Linked DNA regions of Homo sapiens: region 1 is linked to region 2. The links are chromatin loops, found by intact Hi-C in ENCODE. Cell type or tissue: GM12878. All regions are shown on one strand. Each heading gives the region's core, and the rest is flanking DNA. Links, peaks and the distances in the headings are about the cores only.

The links. Hi-C counts contacts between places; a loop is a spot of excess contacts. Peaks named below come from ENCODE experiments on the same cell type or tissue, not always from the same donor. Only the 100,000 strongest peaks of a DNase experiment are listed, where the experiment ranks them.
Region 1: it touches region 2 in a loop (6-fold over the local background); 7 of 110 quality-filtered maps call a loop at or near these places.

The regions. Positions count from the first base shown.
Region 1 is chr14:74,763,634-74,772,865 of GRCh38, forward strand. YLPM1 (YLP motif containing 1) reads left to right here. Exons shown (of 21, transcript NM_019589.3): 1 at 1-729. Among named protein-coding and RNA genes, the nearest start is that of YLPM1, 4.9 kb to the left of the region's middle. In GM12878, for the core only: no CTCF peak of the experiment used is centred there; no DNase peak of the experiment used is centred there; H3K4me3 peaks cover 950 bases.
Region 2 is chr14:74,837,218-74,846,449 of GRCh38, forward strand. LOC105370569 (a long non-coding RNA gene) reads left to right here and starts at 1,949. Exons shown (of 2, transcript XR_944033.3): 1 at 1,949-2,928; 2 at 3,384-4,802. It overlaps YLPM1 (YLP motif containing 1), which reads left to right. Exons shown (of 21, transcript NM_019589.3): 21 at 1-101. RefSeq lists an enhancer at 4,685-4,844. In GM12878, for the core only: no CTCF peak of the experiment used is centred there; DNase peaks (open chromatin) are centred at 3,678 and 4,544; H3K4me3 peaks cover 703 bases; H3K27ac peaks cover 1,242 bases.

The DNA.
Region 1 (9,232 bases), core at 4,333-6,832, 73 kb before region 2:
GGCTTCATGAGCTTCCGCGAACAGCACTTGGCGCAGCTCCAGCAGCTGCAGCAGATGCACCAGAAGCAAATGCAGTGCGTGCTTCAGCCCCACCACCTTCCTCCGCCCCCTCTGCCGCCCCCGCCAGTGATGCCGGGGGGCGGCTACGGAGACTGGCAGCCGCCACCGCCACCGATGCCCCCGCCACCCGGGCCGGCCCTCAGCTATCAGAAGCAGCAGCAGTACAAACACCAGATGCTCCACCACCAACGAGACGGGCCTCCTGGTTTGGTTCCAATGGAGCTGGAATCCCCCCCTGAATCTCCCCCTGTGCCGCCTGGGTCCTATATGCCCCCATCTCAGTCTTACATGCCCCCACCTCAGCCGCCACCCTCTTACTACCCCCCGACCTCATCTCAGCCCTACCTGCCTCCTGCTCAGCCGTCCCCTTCGCAGTCCCCACCTTCCCAATCCTACCTGGCGCCCACCCCTTCTTACTCATCCTCCTCCTCTTCCTCGCAATCCTATTTGAGCCATTCCCAGTCCTACTTGCCCTCTTCTCAGGCATCTCCTTCCCGCCCCTCCCAGGGCCATTCTAAATCCCAACTACTAGCTCCACCACCACCGTCCGCCCCCCCTGGAAATAAGACAACTGTCCAGCAAGAGCCTTTGGAGAGTGGGGCCAAAAACAAGAGTACTGAACAGCAGCAAGCCGCCCCTGAGCCAGATCCCTCTACGATGACTCCACAGGTAAGAAAGCATCTGCCTGAACCTCATCTTTCACCTAGAGGGCCCTGAATGAGCAGGCCTCAGGGCTTTAACCAGTGGTTAGTCTAATTCCAACACACAATGACTAGCTAACACTCCAAAGGATTCCGTAAGAGTCAGAGGGCTGACAGCTCAGCTTTTTAATTAGCTAGATGTGAATTACCAAAAAAACAGCGTTTGTAGATGTGTATGGATTACATACAGTGGTGGGGTGGCTCAAAAGTTACCTCTCAGATACATTCCTTGGTTTCTTTGACCATCCTCTTAGATTTTGTTGCTGTTGCAAATAGATTTTGTTGCAGAGGGTCTTGTTTTAAAATTGTATTTTAAACGAAAGTTTCCATTTGAGAGAAAGCATGAAAAAGAGGCCTCGCCAAGGGCTGACACTTGAATGTTTGTAAACTTTATGATTAGTTAGCTTCTTTTAAAAATATTACTTAGGGGCCAGGGATAGTTGTCAGCTTCCTGAATTAAGAGGTTTCAGAAAAAGGATGGAAATCTTGTCTTACCAGGAGCATCCTAATTATGCTTATAGGTACATATACAATACATAGATGAGTCCCGAGACCCTTTTGGGGATCGATTGGTCCATTTTAGGAATTGACCCAGACATCCTTTTCTCATATTATTTAAAGATTGTTTTAAGATAATGAGCAATTTTCTGCGTTTCATTGTCATTACCATTCACTCCAAAGAAACAGCCTTGCAATTTGGCCAACGTAAAAAAAGTTTGGTGATATCTTTTCATGAGAGAGTCAGCCATTCTTATCCCGCAGAACAGACAAATTGACAGGGTAACAGTAATAAACGAGTTCCCCCTTGAGAGAGGGAAGGTCAAACTAAAGCAGAATAAATCAATTGTTATGATTTCCTAAAGTAGACACTTTTTCAGCGATTACTAATTTACCTTAGATTCACTAAGGAAAAAAGAGAATCTTGTAATATAAACGCTCAGATTTACCTATAAAAGATTTCCAAAAGATAGGGATGCAGTATTATAATTTTACGGTGGTTTGGCATTAGAAATTAAGAACAGAAGCAAGTTGTTTTAAGAAATGATGCTTGGCACATCTTCTGGAGAAAACACTTGGGATGCTGAAATAAAGTAGTAGAATAATGATTCTGTTGGCTTACATCAAATTTGTACCATCTCACCAGTTTATTTTCCCCAGATTGCTCTATTATAGAGACAGACTTTCTGTCCTCTTTCCCACCCCACTCTGAAGTCTTTAGTGCTTTTGTTGTCAAACATTCTCAGTTAGTCTGAGCCAAAATAGGACATTTATATTCTCACTCTACTAGACTGTTTTTCTGACCTTACAGAGAGACAAAATAATTGTATTTTTGGCTTTTTTTGGGAGGAGTGTGTGTGTCAGATCAGGCCTTAATATGTATAGTTACCATGAACAGTGCTTTTACTTTTCTGCCTTTGTACCCTTTTCTGTAATGAACTCAGTGTCTTGAATATTCAGTGCCTGCAATTCTTTGGTGAGAGGCAGAGTGGTGGAAAATGAGACTTGTGGTGCACATAGACCAGATCAAGAAGAGCCTTGAAGCCTGTGGCTTTCTTTCTTCTTTTTAGAATTCATCCTAACCTCCTCAACCCTCTGTTTCCCCTTAGAGTTGTATTGCTTTCAAGGCATATCTCAAATATCAAGGTTTCCATGAAGCCCTGCTTGTGCTCACCCATCTGGTTTGGTTCTGTTCTTCAGATTGTAAGTCCCTTGCAGACAGGAATTATCTTACTTATCTTCTTATTACCGTAGCACCTAGGACAGTGCCTTGCAAATTGTAGGCTCTCCACAGATTTGTTGAATAAAATACGAGAGTTGTCATGTTCTAGACTTAGGATATGTTGGTTTATTAGATGATAAATATTTCTTCATGCCAGTACCAGTCTCTGGCAATCCTTCTACATATTTATTATTCTTTGATTCATATTTTGTTTTTGGAATGTGTCATTCAAAATTTCTTATCGTGAAATATTTTTAAAATACACAAAATAGAGAAAAAAGTATGATTCCCCATACATACCCATCATTGAGATTCAACAGCTATCAAGATTTTGCCATGTTTACTTCACCTAGGCCTTTTTTATTATTGTTGCATATATATATATTGAGACAGGGTCTTGCTCTGTCAGTCACCCAGGGTGGAGTGTAGTGGCATAGTCTCAGTTCACTGCAACCTCTGCCTCCCAGGCTCAAGCCATCCCAAGTAGCTGGGACTACAGGTGCATGCCACCATGCCTGGCTATTTTTTTTTTTTTTTTTTTTTGGTAGAGACGGGGTTTTGCTATGTTGCCCAGGCTGGTCTTGAACTCCTGAGCTCAAACAGTACACTGCCTTGACCTCTCAAAGTGCTGGGATTATGGGCATGAACCACCACACCTGGCCTCTGCTGAAATATTTTAAAGCAAATCTTAGATCTTATGTCATTTCATCCCTACATTCTTAGTCAAGTACCTCTATAAAACAAAACAAAACAAAACCAAGACCTTTTCTTTTTTTTTTTTTTTTTTGAGATGGAGTCTCACACTGTTGCCCAGGCTGGAGTGCAGTGGCGCGATCTTGGCTCATTGCAACCTCTGCCTCCCGGGTTCAAGCGATTCTCCTGCCTCAGCCTCCTGAGTAGCTGGGATTACAAGTGCATGCCACCACGCCTGGCTAATTTTTGTATTTTTAGTAGAGACGGGGTTTCACCATGTTGGTCAGGCTGGTCTTGAACTCCTGACCTCATGATCCAGCTGCCTTGGCCTCCCAAAGTGCTGGGATTACAGGCGTGAGCCACCGTGCCCGGCCAAGACCCTTTCTTAGATAAACACATTGTTAACACCTAACAAAGTTAACAGTTTCTTGGTATCATCTAATACCTGATCCGTTCAGATTTCCTTTATTGTTTCATCATACTAATGAACTAAAAATAATTCTTTGATACCATCCATGTTAAAATACCCCAAATTGACTCAACAGTGTTGTTGTTTTCTGTCCTCACAGTCTGTTCCCAAACAATGTTTTTTTGGTGTGTTCAAGTCAGAGTCCAAACAGAATACTGAAAAGATTCTTAGTATAGATCAGGGTTTCTCAGCTTCGGCACTATGGACATTTTGGGCAGGATGATTCTTTGTTGTGGAGGGGCTTGTCCTATGCATTGTAGGATGTTTAACAGCGTCCCTGACCTCTACCCATTAGATGCCAGTGGCAGCCCCCAGTCCGACAACCAAAAATGTTTCCACACATTGCCAAGTATCCCCTGGAGACAAAATTACCCTCTGTTGAGAACCCTTGACCTAGGTCAGTCCCTCCTATTTTCTTTTTCTACCTCATGTCTTTGAACTTGATGAAAAATCTGTTGTCAGTTTTCCTGTAGAATGTCTGACATTCTGCATTGTCTGCTTTTTCATGGTGTCACATTTGACTTGTTCCTATGTCTTCCACATTTTTTTTTTTTTTGAATTAGAAGTTAACTCTGGAACCTTCATTTAAGTTCAGCTTTCTTTTGGCAAGTGTTGCATTCCTCATGGGACACCCGATGCCTGGTTGTCCCACTGTTAGTAATGCCATTGGTCCCTCTACTGTAAAGCTTTCTATCAATCTTGCATCTAATGTTTCAGTCTACTGGTTCATCAATTGAAGAAAGACCTTGCCTAAGTAAATTATTTCATTAGACAGAGGTTGCAACCTGGTGATTTTTTTTTTCTGCCATTTCTTCCACAGTTACTATATGGAGTTATGTAAAGAAAAACTTTTGCCACAGATATTTGATTGGAAATACAGTTGGTATAGGAAGGACAAGATAAATACTTGATATTTTTCCAGGTGTTTTCTAGTTTTTCGGGTAAAGTGTTGATGATTTAATGGAATGTGTTTTTTTGTTTGTTTGTTTCTGAGAGAGAGTCTCACTCTGTCGCTCAGGCTGGAGTGCAGTGGTGAAATCTCGGCTCACTGCAACTTCCACTTCCTGGGTTCAAACAATTCTGCCCTAGCCTCCCAAGTATATGGGATTACAGGTGCATGCTACCATGCCTGGCTAGTTTTTGTATTTTTAATAGAGATGGGGTTTCACCATGTTGGTCAGGCTGGTCTCGAACTCCTGACCTCAAGTGATCCACCTGCTTCGGCCTCCCAAAGTGCTGGGATTATAGACGTGAGCCACTGCGCCCGGTCGGAATGTGTCTTTTTGAATAATTAATTTTTCTATGTGTTTAAAGGACTGATTTATTTAGTTAAAGCTGTTGGCTTTGATTAGTTTTTAGAGGTATCATTTATTTAATGTTTAAATACTTACGGACTAGCAACTATGTGCCAGGTACTATGAGTACTGTGCTTAATACTGGAGATGAAATGGTTAACAAGATAGACATGGGACCTGCCCTCATTGACTTCTTGTTTCAGTTGTGGGGGAAGGGAGAAGACATTTAGTAAGTAATTAAGAGGAGACGTACAGAGTGCTATGGGATTATAAAATATCACTAGATTATTCCCCAAGGAACTGGCAAAGGCAAGTTTTTTGTTTTTTGTTTTTTTTTTAAGTTACCACTGTATTCACAGTACCTTGCATAGGATCTAGCGCATAGGAGGTGGAGAACAAATATATTTTAAATAATTGAATATAGCTGGGAGCGCTAACCTAATTAAAGAGGATTCCCTTTGTAAAGTGATATTTTTTATTTTTTATTTGTTTTTATTTTATTTTATTTATTTTTATTTTTTTGAGATGGAGTCTCGCTCTGTTGCCCAGGCTGGAGTGCAGTGGCGCGATCTCGGCTCACTGCAACCTCCGCCTTCCGGGTTTAAGCAATTTTCTGCCTCAGCCTCCCTAGTAACTGGGATTACAGGTGCCTGCCACCACGCCCGGCTAATTTTTTTGTATTTTTATCTTTTTTTTTTTTTTTTTTTTTTTTTTTTTGGAGACGAAGTCTCACTCTTGTTGCCCAGGCTGGGGTGCAATGGCACGATCTCGGCTCACTGCAACCTCTGCCTCCCGGGTTCAAACAATTCTCCTGCCTCAGCCTGCCTCAGCTACTCCCAGGAGTAGCTGGGATTACAGGCGCCTGCCACCACGCTTGGCTAATTTTTGTATTTTTAGTAGAGACGAGGTTTCACCATGTTGGCTAGGCTGGTCTCGAACTCCTGACCCCAGGTGATCTGCCTGTCTCAGCCTCCCAAAGTGCTGGGGTTACAGGTGTGAGTCAGAGTGCCCGGCCATTTTTTTTTGTATTTTTAGTACAGAAGAGGTTTCACCATCTTGGCCAGGCTGGTCTTGAACTCCTGACCTCGTGATCCACCTGCTACGGCCTCCCAAAGTGCTGGGATTACAGGCGTAAGCTGCCACGCCGGGCCTGTAAAGTGATATTTAAATGAACTCTAAAGAATAAGTAGGAGGACTGGGTGCTCACACCTGTAATCCCAGTTCTTTGGGCTCATTAGAGGCCGGGAGTTCAAGGCCAGCCTGGGCAACAAAGTGAGACACCCCCCCCCCCGCCCCCCGCCCACAAAAAGTTTAAAAAACTAGCCAGGTGGCCGGGCGCAGTGGCTCACGCCTGTAATCCCAGCACTTTGGGAGGCCTAGGCGGGCAGATCACGAGGTCAGAAGATCAAGACCATCCTGGCTAACATGGTGAAACCCCATCTCTACTAAAAATACAAAAAATTAGCCGGGCGTGGTGGTGGGCGCCTGTAGTCCCAACTTCTCAGGAAGCTGAGGCAGGAGAATGGTGTGAACCCGGGAGGCGGAGCTTGCAGTGAGCCGAGATCGCGCCACTGCACTCCAGCCTGGGCGACAGAGTGAGACTCCGACTCAAAAAAAAAAAAAACCTAGCCAGGCATGGTGTTGCATGCCTGTAGTGCCGGCTACTTGCGGGTGGCTGAGGTGGGAGGATTGTTTAAGCCCAGGAGTTCTCGTGCCACTGCACTCTAGCCTGGGCAACAGAGTGAGACCTAAAAAAAAAAAAAATGAGTAGGCCAGGTGCAGTGGCTGATGCCTGTAATCTCAGCACTTTGGGAGGCCAAGGCAGGCGGATCACTTGAAGTCAGGAGTTCAAGACCAGCCTGGCCAACATGGTGAAATTCTGTCTCTACTACAAATACAAAAAATTAGCTGGGTGTGGTGGTGCACGCTTTTAATCTCAGCTACTTGGGAGGCTGAGGTGGGAGGATCACTTGAACCCAGGAGGCAGAGGTTGCAGTGAGCCAAGATTGCCCCACTGCTCTCTAGCCTGGGCGACAGAGTGGGACTCCATCTCAGTTAAAAAAAAAGAAAAAGAGTAGAAATTAACCAGAAGTTAGAATTCAAAGAATTAAGTTCAATAAGGCTCACTGAAAGCTCAGGGTGAGGATGGTAGGTATGAACTAGATCAGGGAAGGCCTGTAAGGACTTCATTCTAAGGGCAGTTGGAAGCCATTGAAGGATTTTACATAGGTGAATGTGACAGATTGGCATTTTTGAAAGCTCACTCTGCTTGCAGTGTGGAGAGCAGAATTAAAAGGAGCAAGAGTGATTTAGAGAGAATAGTTATTGAAGTAATCCAGGCAAGAGATAATAGTGGTTTAGACTTTGATGGTATTAGTTGAGATGGAGAGAAGTGGGAAGAGTGGAGAAATATTTAGCTGCTAGAATTCACTTTGAGGTTGAGTAGTTATGGAGAGGGAGGCATCAAGAATGATTCTTAGGTTTCTGGGCTGGGCCGTAGGGTGGATGGTGGTCAAATTTACTAAAACAGAAAAACCTAAAGGAGGAGGAGGAAGAACATTTCTGGGGGTGAGGAGAAAATCATGAGTTAGGTTTCAGACATACTGAGTTTGGGGTTCTTGAGACATAGATTCCAAATGGAGATGTCCACTTGGAAGTTAGATATAGCTCTGGAGTCTAGATGTAAGATCTGGGAGACATAGATTTATAAGTCATCAGCATAAAAATGGTATTTGAAGACACAGAAATAGATGAAGCCTCTCAAGGAATGTGTGTAGAGTAAGAACTGAGGTTAAAGGACATTAAGCCTAGCTCCACAAATAGCAGTATCTAAGGGAACCAATGAAAGAATGGCCAAATAGGTATTCATATTAGGTTGGTGCAAAAGTAATTGCAGTTTTTGCTATTACTTTTAATGGCAAAACCACAGTTACTTTGGCACCAGTGTGATAGGTGGAAAATCAAGATAGTGGATAGTGCGTTGCCATGAACGTCAAGGAACAGACTCTAGGAGGAGGGAGTCGTCAGCTGTGTGAAGTACTGCTGAGACGTCAAGCAAGATAAAGACTGCGAGTTATCTTTTGCACCTACTGACATGTAGATTATTGTTGACCTTGGCAGGAGCAGTTTCATAGTGACTGAAGCCATATTGCATTGATTTGAGGAGTGATGGAAGGTGAGGAAATGGGGATGGTGAGTACAGACAACTCTTTCAAGAAGTTTGACTGAAGGAGAGAGAGAATGAGGGAAGGAGCTGGAGGAATAGATGAAGTAAATGAGCATTTAAAATAAAAATAGGTGGGGACTAAGCTTATCTGGTGACCCTGATTCTTACAGTAGAATGTGAATCTCAAAAATATTTAAGCCTATTTTAAATAAATTTCTAAAATGGAAACCCAATTCATTATTTTACCAGGTGTCCTCCCTGCCCCCTGCTTTAGAATATAAGACATAGAACATTGTCTTATAGGCATTTATGATAACCTGGATAGGGAAGGTAATCTTCTAAAATTAATCTTTAAAACATTACACACAAACACTCACCTCCTTTATAGTTCTCCACTTGGAAAATCATTTAGTATCTAGTTCATTACTAGCAGCAGTGGTCAGTAAGTGCTTCCTGAGTAAATTAAAATCAACATCTTTCTTTTTTTTTTTTTTTTCTCAGAGAGATGGGATCTTGCCATGTTGCCCAGGCTGGTCTGAATTCCTGGGCTCAAGCGATATTCGTGCCTCGGCAGCATCTTTCTTAATAACAGTATTTGTGACAAATAGTTCTATATTCTTAATTTTTTTTTTTTTTTTGAGATGGAGTCTCGCTCTCACCCAGGCTGAAGTGCAGTGGCGCGAGGATCTGGGCTCACTGCAACCTCCGCCTCCCAGGTTCAAGCGATTCTCCTGCCTCAGCCTCCCGAGTAGCTGGGATTACAGGCATGTGCCACCACACCCAGCTAAGTTTTGTATTTTTAGTAGAGACAGGGTTTCACCATGTTGGTCAGGCTGGTCTCGAACTCCTCACCTTGTGATCCGCCCGCCTTGGCCTCCCAAAGTGCTGGGATTACAGATGTGAGCCACCGCACCCAGCCAATAGTTCTACATTCTTTATGTTTGAAATCCCTTCATTCAATCTCGTTTTAAATGTGACCTATATTATGATTTCCCTCTACCTATAAAACAACATCCCATATGAAATGGAGTTATCTGATATGATGGGACATTCAGAAGAGCTGGCATCATTAGCAAGTTCAGGCATTTTTTTTCTTTCTAAAATAGGGATGATCACACTTCTCTTAGG
Region 2 (9,232 bases), core at 3,466-5,965:
TGAAAATCTGAATTTTTAAGCAAGTGACTTTAAGTTCATTAAGTCAATATTGAATGTATAAATTGCTACATTAAATAACTTCTGCTGTTTGTAGTATTTAATAAGCTATTTTCATTGCTTATTGGCCTACAATACATTTCTGTGTACTGACCTTTCTCAGCAGCCTTTATTATGTAGAGTGAAGATATGTCGCAAAAATAGCCAAATAGAATTATTGTTTGTACAAAGACTCATTTACTACTTTCTAAAGCCACCCAATGCCTATTATCAAAAACAAAACTTCCATAATGTGTTCTCTAGTTCAGATGAAATGGAGGCCGATATGTTCTTCTGCAGGATGCTTTATTTCAGTTGTCCTTAACCTTGTGATGTTCTGACAGTAGTTAGAATGCCAATGAAATGAGTGGTGATTATCCGTGAGTCACTTGGAATCATGGGTAATTTTGCATATGTGTGTTTTCACCTTACAGCCATGGCTTTATGTCTGTGCTCTTATACCAGGGCAGGGTGGGAAGCTGGGGAAGAGTTAACATAGTCAGAAACGGCCTCTGCCAATTTTCAGAAGATATAGATTACGTGACCTTAGAGAATGAACATAGAGTGCTCCTACTTTAGAAAATGGGTATAACAACCTTCATGCAAGGAGATTAATGAAAAAAGATTTGGCACCAAAAAGAGTAATAGAGACAGCCAGCTGATAATTGATTTTGCTAGTCCAATGTGGGACTTAACAAAATTCTTGCACTTACATTACTATTAGAAGCAGTATCGTATAGGAAGCCCAAGGTATCTTGAAGAAGAAATTTGGTGTGGGTAGAAAATGCCTTGATAATACAAATATTTTAAGTTTGTTAAGAGGTGTCCTGGAAATGCAGAGGACTAATTTTGGATTCCATTATTTGCTAGCATTTTATTTTAATTTTATTAACATTGTCTTCTCTTAGAAAGTTGCTGGTTTAAATCATATGAGTTTTATTTTAAATCTTTTGTGGTGTCATGTTACTTAAAATAATCTTATGTTGGGAAAGGTTTCTGATACCTTGGTGGGTATTTCAGCTTTTTTTTTTTTTTTGTCAGCTCTGTAAAGGATGATTTCAGACATTTTAAACTGAAAGTGAAATCTCTCACTTAAGTGATCTAACTTTACTTGTAAACTTCCTGTGTGAGGAATTCAGTAGACGAGACCCAGAAATGTTTCTGTTTGAGAATATTTAGAGTTAAGTGCCGTATTTGAAATATTCAGGGACTGATTGTAGAATCAGAAGTCATTAATAATAATACACAAGTAGTCTATTGACAGTTGATTCATATAATTTTCTAGAAGTTTGAGTTTGATTCAGATATCAGTGTTAAATCCAGAAGTTTATTGACAAAGATAAAATCTTAAATTTTCTGGTTGGATTTGTTTTCCTCGTGAAAGAGTTTTGATCATTGAGCAAACCAAAGTAGGTGCCATGTCATCTAGAGATCGACTATTACATTTTTTATTAGATTGACTAAGAATCTCAACTGAGGTTTTCTTATTTTGTAGGCCCCTCAGTTTTTGTGTTAAGTATTTTATCCTGCTAACTGTGCAAATTGCAGATATTTTGGTAAAGATGTCTAGAGCCTGGCTTAATTACTAGGATTATAAAAGCAACAGATTCTCAGCTGAGATAAGTTTTGCTAAGCCATAGAAGGAGAATGATTTCTCATTTTTAGTATTCACAGACCCTAATACAAGTTCAGATTCTTCTAGAAGCTGTATGACCTTAAGCAACTTTTTTTTTTTTTTTTTTTTTTTTGGAGACAAGGTCTCACTCTGTTGGCTGGAGTGCAGTGACGCGATATAGCTCACTGCAGCCTCAACTTCCTGGGCTCAGGTGATTCTCCCATCTCAGCCTCCCAGGTAGCTGGGACTACAAGTGTGCACCACCACACCCAGCCTTTTTTTTTTTTTTTTTTTTTAAGAGATTGGTTGTTGCCATGTTTCACAGGCTGGTCTTGAACTCCTGGGAGCAAATGATCGCCTATCTCAGCCTCCCAAAGTGCTGGGATTATAGGCGTGAGCCACCGTGCCTGGCTGAAATATTTTAACCTATCTGAGCTTCAGTTTCCTGCCTATAAAATGAAAATAACAAAACACACCTATTAAACATTGAGATAATGCATGTAAGCTACTTGGCACAGTACTGAGCACATAGTAAAAGCTCAAAAATCAGTAGTCACCATCATCGTTACTTTTTGACTTGTTCTCATGTGTTCTTTTTGAAATTCAAAATATCCAGCTGGCTTGAAGATAGTTGTCACGTTTTATAGTCAGCTATCATAGACTGAGCTATGTCATATGTAATAGTACAGTGTGTTGAAAGAGTAATTATTCAGAAGCATTTTCAGGTAACCAGTGACATTGATTTTCAGAACTAGTACGGAGGCTTGAGAGGCTCAGGTGTAAAAGGTAATTTAGTACTTAGAGGGGGTTGAGTAGTAACAGAAAGTAGTTGTCAGACCACAGGTATAAACATAGGTGAGGGCACAGAATCATTGATTTGCCTTGATTTTCACATATTCAAGAAGAAAGTAACTTTGTGAATAAATAATGCGTTCATAAAGGTATAAAACTCAGGAGGTTCAAGTGTCCCATCCATCTTAACCCTCAGCCTCCCACGACTCCATCTGTAGAGGCAACCAGTGTTGAGAAAAATTGTGTGGATAAGCATTAAGTATTAATGTTTTTACCTGGTTTTTGTACACACACTACCTTATTTTTCCTTTACCAGTATGTTTTAGAGGTCATTCAGATCATATATAAAATATTCACATTTTCTCTCCCCCCCACCTCCTTCTTTGGTTTTCCAAAGGTACCTTCATAATATAAAGAGGTTTACTGAAAAATTTCAGAAATTGTTTCAGCTGCATCTCTGTTCTTTTCGTGGCATGGAATACATGGTATGGGTATATTTGTATACAATTCTTTCATATATGTAGGTTGGTGTAACCACCCTCCACCTTTCTCCTAGTCCCCCAACCCCACCATCTCTAACCCTTGGCAGCCACTAATCTGGTCTCCATTTTTATAATCTTGTCATTTAAAGAATGTTATAAATATGAAGTCATACAGTATGTAACCTTTTGGGATTGGCATTTTGGCTTTTTTCACTCAGCGTAATTTTCTTGAGATTCATTTAAGTTGTTATGTGTGTCAATAGCTTATTCCTTTTTATTGCTGAGTAGCTTTCCAACTCATTCTCTTTTGCAGCTGCAGAATGTTTTATGTCTTTACTATCATTTTAACTTACAGAGTCTCTATTAATGGGTATTCATGCTCTCGTTTACTGTTATAAATTATGAATTTCACATATACTCAGTCATTCTGCAGCTTCCTGTACTTGCCTGATTTCTAGCAATGAAGGAAAATACCGATGGCACCATTTCATAGACATACTCAAAGGATGACAAGCACTTAAGGACCAGCACAGCACAGCGGTGAACTCTCAAGACAGTATGACAGTAATGAGATGACGAAGGCACATCTTGTTTCCTGGAAAATTCTGCATGATAGGAGACTGACAAAGCAAAGAACCATGATGTGTCTTAGAGAACCAGAATGGTCAGAGACTCTGATGATCCCCTGGTCCACACGTGACTGAGAGTTAATACCTTAGGTCACTGTTCTCAGAACCTGGATATTTATATGCACGTGCACCTCAGTGACTGATCCATTCTCAGTTTTCAGGTCCATTGCTTTCACATTTGAAATAGTCAAGGAGCATCTTTATGACTGGGGCTGAGCTTCTGCATTCATGTACAGCCCTCTGCCTGCCAGCAGTGCCTTGCATTTGTGATCCTACAAAGAGCCTGTGGACTTAATGGTTTACTGTATAGGGAAAGGCTTGACTTTGTGTCTTCTACTTAAGAAGCTTGAACTTTTTACCAAATATTCGTACTCCTTTTCCTGAAAATACTGATCTAGGCTACAGATCCATCTCTTAACCATATTTGAAAAATTGAAATAATATCTTCTGCCATAACTTGAAATTCCACTCTCAGATCTGTTATTTCTGACAGTGAGTTTGTATTTCTCAAGTAGATATGTCTGATGCTTATTTCTTTTACAGCATCTGGCTCAGTGCATGGCTCATATATCTGTAGAGTGAGTAAATACAGGGAATGTTTCCTATGTGTATGGCAAGGGTCACAGACTCAGGCAGGTAACAGATGAGCAAGGCAGAGGGTGGAGACTGGTAAACTAGACAACTAGATAGGTCAGGTCAATCGGGGGCAGCACCTGCTCAGCCATAGCAGATTGTGGCCATGTGGGGATATAGGTCTCATATTGCCAGATTTCCTGGGTTTTCAAGAAAAAGTGAAAAATCTGGATTTTTATGTGAGATCTTCCAGTATTTCAGCATCAGGTTCTTTTTGTTTGTGAGTGCTTTGGCCCTCACAGCCTGCCTGCCACATCTGACTTGTGGACTGCCGGCTTGAAACCTTTGATATTTAGAGAAGTGGTTAGACCTTAGAGTTGGTTCTGGTGAGATCCTTCTTGTTTTACAGATGAGGTTTCTGAGACCGAAAGAAGGGAAGTGACTTGCTCAAAGTCTCACTGTTACTCAGTGGCAAAACAAGACTAGAATTTGGGTTTCCTGGTCCATAACCTGTCACTTTCTTTTTTCTTAACTACAATACCTCCTTTATGAAGACCTTCATAAATTCTAGGATGGTGAATTCTCCTTTATTTTGTGTGTCGTGTGCAAGTGGACATGTGTGTATTTACTAAACTCTGTGGACCTGGAAATACATTCTGATATGACTATCAGGAACAATGTGATTACTTCTGAAACCAACTTCCTTAAACTCTCATGTATAAGGTAGCTATACACCTAGGATCCCTCTTAAACACTTACTACTTGGTTGGGTAATTCTCATGAATAACAGAAGCTTGAAAATTAACAGAGTATTGGATTCAGTGATTGTACAAGAGCAGTGGAGTTTTCTCCACAAAGTAGAGAAAATCATTTGTGTATTGTTATGCAAATAGCTTACAGAACTATTAATAATTTTGTTTTCTTTAATTTGTAATTTCTTATGTAACTAGTCCATTTGCTTTCACCCAGTGATGAGCATCTTACCTGCTTCACTCGGTAGCGCTCCATTCCTAATCTTTTTAAGGACAAATTCATCAACTTGGCGTTAAAGTCTATCAGTAACATGATCCCAGCTACTTCTCCAGATTCCTCTTGAGCTGTCCTTACTACATGTGCACTACACTGCAGCCACACTGTGTGACTTATTCCCTGGGGTTTCTATTGTTTCTGCCTTGCTTTTCTCATCCTTTAGATATTAGCATTATTGGCTGGGCACAGTGGTTCACACTTGTAATCCTAGCACTTTGGGAAGCTGAGGCAGGCAGATCACTTGAGCCCAGGAATTAGAGACCAGCCTGGGCAACAAAAATGTCGGCTGCAGTGAGCTGATACTGCTGTCCACCCTGGGCAACAGGGTGTGAGACCTCATCTCAAAAAAAAAAAAAAAAAAAAAAAGCCAGGCACGGTGGCTCATGCCTGTAATCCCAGCATTTTGAGAGGCCGAGGCAGGTGGATCATGCAAGGTCAGGAGTTTGAGACCAGCCTGGACAACATGGTGAAACCCCATCTCTACTAAAAATATAAAAATTTTCAGCTACTCGGGAGGCTGAGCCAGGAGAATCACTTGAACCCAGGAGGCAGTGACCCAAGATTACACCACTGCACTCCAACCTGGGTGACAGAGCAAGACTCCATCTCAAAAAAAAGATCGGTGGTGGGAGAAACTGTCCAAAGGCCCAGCTCACATGGTACTGCGTCCCTGAATCTGTTCCTCATCTTGTTCCCTCCCAGCTCTCACAGGCTTTGTTTGTACATGTCCTACCATCTTCTCTTAATTTGCCTTTCTAGTAGAGTAACTTATATATCCTTCCCCCCCATCCTTACCCACTTACATACAAGCTCCTAGAAGGTGAGAATTATGTTTTACTCATCTTCCATCCTTGTAACACATAATATGCAGTATCTGTTACATATAGTTGCTACTCAAGAAGTATATTTAGAATTGATGACCTGGTGATTTTTAAGTATAAAATTAATTCATGTAGGTTCATATATGTATAATTTATAAAACCAATTCTTGTGTTTGCTTTTTCCCTACCTCTGTATCTTCCAGCTGGTGGCATATCAATACTTAAGGCGTAGCACATTCAAATGCCTTCAAAGGACAGGAAGATAAGTGTAAATGAGAGAATTGGCCAGTAATTTCATAATATATTTAGTTTTATTCTTTCAACAGAAACTTACTTTGTTTGCAGATTAGACATGTGGGAATATTCTTCACTCTTATAGAAAAATACCCTGTTTCTCATTCTCAAAACTTTTGGCACTCTCTTAGTTTTCCCACCTTTGGTAGAGACATAAGTACAGTATTATTTTTTCTTTACTGTGAGAAAAACAACAGCAGAAGCAGAATAAAACAGGGTACTTGGCCCTCTCAGCCTCAGGGTTCAGGAAGCAGTAGGGTATGGTGGAGGCTGGGATGGTGCAGAGTGCTTGTCCTGTCTCAGGGGACAATTCTCCAGCCAGTGGTTGGAATGAAGAAAGACAGACCCAATGTTACTAGATGAAGATAAAGTGGAAGTCTGCATTTTTATGTGAAATAGTCACAGTAGAAACAAATCACATCTGGAAGCCACATGTTACCAATAGGCTGTCATTTTGGGACTTTTCTGACATGCTCTAAAGGATGATGACAAGTCTGAAAGACAGTTATGGCAAAGAAGATATTTGTAAGAAAGGAAACATCAGGTTTTATTACATATAAATATTTTGAGCAGCACCTTTTTACTAGTATTTTGGAAAAGCATTTCTGTCTTCATTGAGCGAAGTGGCAATACATATGTAATATACTGATGCTGAATTTGCGGTGGGTTGATTTTTGTCCATTGTTGGCTTTCACATGGAAGCATGAATATTGTCTCCCCGCTACCCCTTTTGAGTGACATCCTTCCAGTACCTCCATTTCTCAAGTTGCAGGTAAGCACCTTGTGTATATACAGTTAAATAGTGGGCACACATCTATCCCAGGAAAAGAAGACAGTGAGAATTCCCTTTGGTTAAGTGGAGCAGTTGAATGGCCACTATACCTGGATGCAAATTTGATCCGAATTTTCTGCTCTAAACCCTCCACTGCTTTCTGCTGTTTCCACTGAGGAAAGAGGATGTGTGTCATTAAAGCTTTGTTGGGACCTGTCACAGTCAAGGTGGGTATAATTATGTTTAATTTATTGAAGTGTTTCTGGGCATCGTCTTTTTCAAATTCATATATTCTATCCAGAAGATGTGAATTCATTTTCATTATTAAAAAAATAAAATATTACAGATAAAGCTCAACACTCCCCCCTCCCCCTTAAGCACAAATACCTTGAATCTTAGAGGTAATTACTATTATTTTGGAGTGTGGCTTTTCCAAACCTTTTTGTGTGTATTTGTATACATATGTACTTGCCTATAAAAATACAGTTTTACTGTTTTTTACATGACTGATATTCTTTACATACTGTTCTGCAGACCTACTATGTCTTGGATACACACATGCATGTATATATGTATATATAGGTAAATATATATATAGGTAGATATAAATACATGCATTCATGTTTGTGTATATTCCATGATATGTGTATAATGGCTTACTTTTTCCTTTTTTTGTGAGTTTTTCACTGTCATACCAGTGTTGCATTGAACATCCTTGTAAATGCCTTTTGCAGGCTTATTTTCAAAAATCTTCCCTGGGGAAGATACAGAAGAATTGAATTACTGGGCTACAGGGAAACCATTTCTCTTTTTATTTTCTCCTAATAATTATCTACATGTGTGTTTTAGAAACAGTCTTAATTTAATATTGGGGGTTTCAAAATTTTTTTTCTCATTTTAAAATTCCAGTTTTATATGCTGTACTCATTTGAATTCTGCCTTTTGAATCTAGATTTGGAATTGATATGGATAAGCAAAATAGGTTCTAAGTGGTAGTGATAGTTCATAACCAGTTTGCTTTTGGAATAGGTGCTGTTTCAATCTTGGGGAAGGTAAAATGTCAATTGAGGAAATAATCTTTAATCATGAAGTTCTTTTTTCCAAGTCATTCTCTGCTCCCTTTGGAATTATGACAACTTGGATCCAGAGGTGCTGTGAAAATATTTTCTTACATCATACCTCTTCTTTTCATACAAGTTTGAATGATCCCGGAAAATACAGTTTTTGTATTTTCAAAAAAAAAAATGAAGTCTGGAACACCCACTTTTCTTAATAGGATCTAGTTTATTTGTTTAGGTAGTAAAGCTTTTATTAAAAGAACATACTTTGAGGATTTTCTGTTTCTCACCTGAGCCTTCTGTATTCACTAGATATGAAACTGAGTGCATTGGCAGGGCCTCTACTAGACCTGAAAGGCAGCATTCCCAGTGTTTATTTTCAGGGGCCAGAGGGAAGGCTATTGACTGACATTGGAGGCCTTAACCCCTGGATTGGTAAGGTTCTGGTGGAATGATTGCTTAGATTCCATAAACACTCGAATAGATGATTACTCCTTTCTGTATGTATGCATTTTTGGAAGAATGATAAAATATGAAAAGTGTGAAGAGTTGTGCACTCAAGTGGTGGTTTTGACCTGGGGAGCTTTTAAAACTCCCAAAGCTCAGGCTACACCTCATAGCAATTAAATCAGAATCTAGGAGTGGGACCCAGGCCTTGGTAATTTTTTAAAAGGCCACCAGGTCATTCTAATATGCAGCCAACTTTGAGAACTGGTGGGGTAAAGGGGATTTTAAATTTTATTTCATCTCTAGCTGATGATAGGTTCATTAAGCAAAACTTTCGAAGGCCCTGGTCTGTTGGTTAACTTTGCAGGTGTGGAAGATACAGTTGTTGGAAGGATACTTGTTAATGAAACTCTTTAAATGTGCAAAAGAAAATCCACCTAGGCTGAAAGAGTTAATGCGGTTTCCAAAGGTGCTTGATAGCCAAGAAACAGCTTAGGCACAGGGACAGTCTGGCTTCTTGGGAGCAAATAAAGCCAAGATTTAAAATGCCTTTTAATCTAAAACATATGTTTGCCCGTGGGCCTGGAAACAAGCCTAGGCCTTTGCAGTTGTGAAGTTTCCTCACGATAGACAGACATGAGTTGTGGTCCAATGTTATTTAAACTTGAAAGCTTAGAGGAGAAA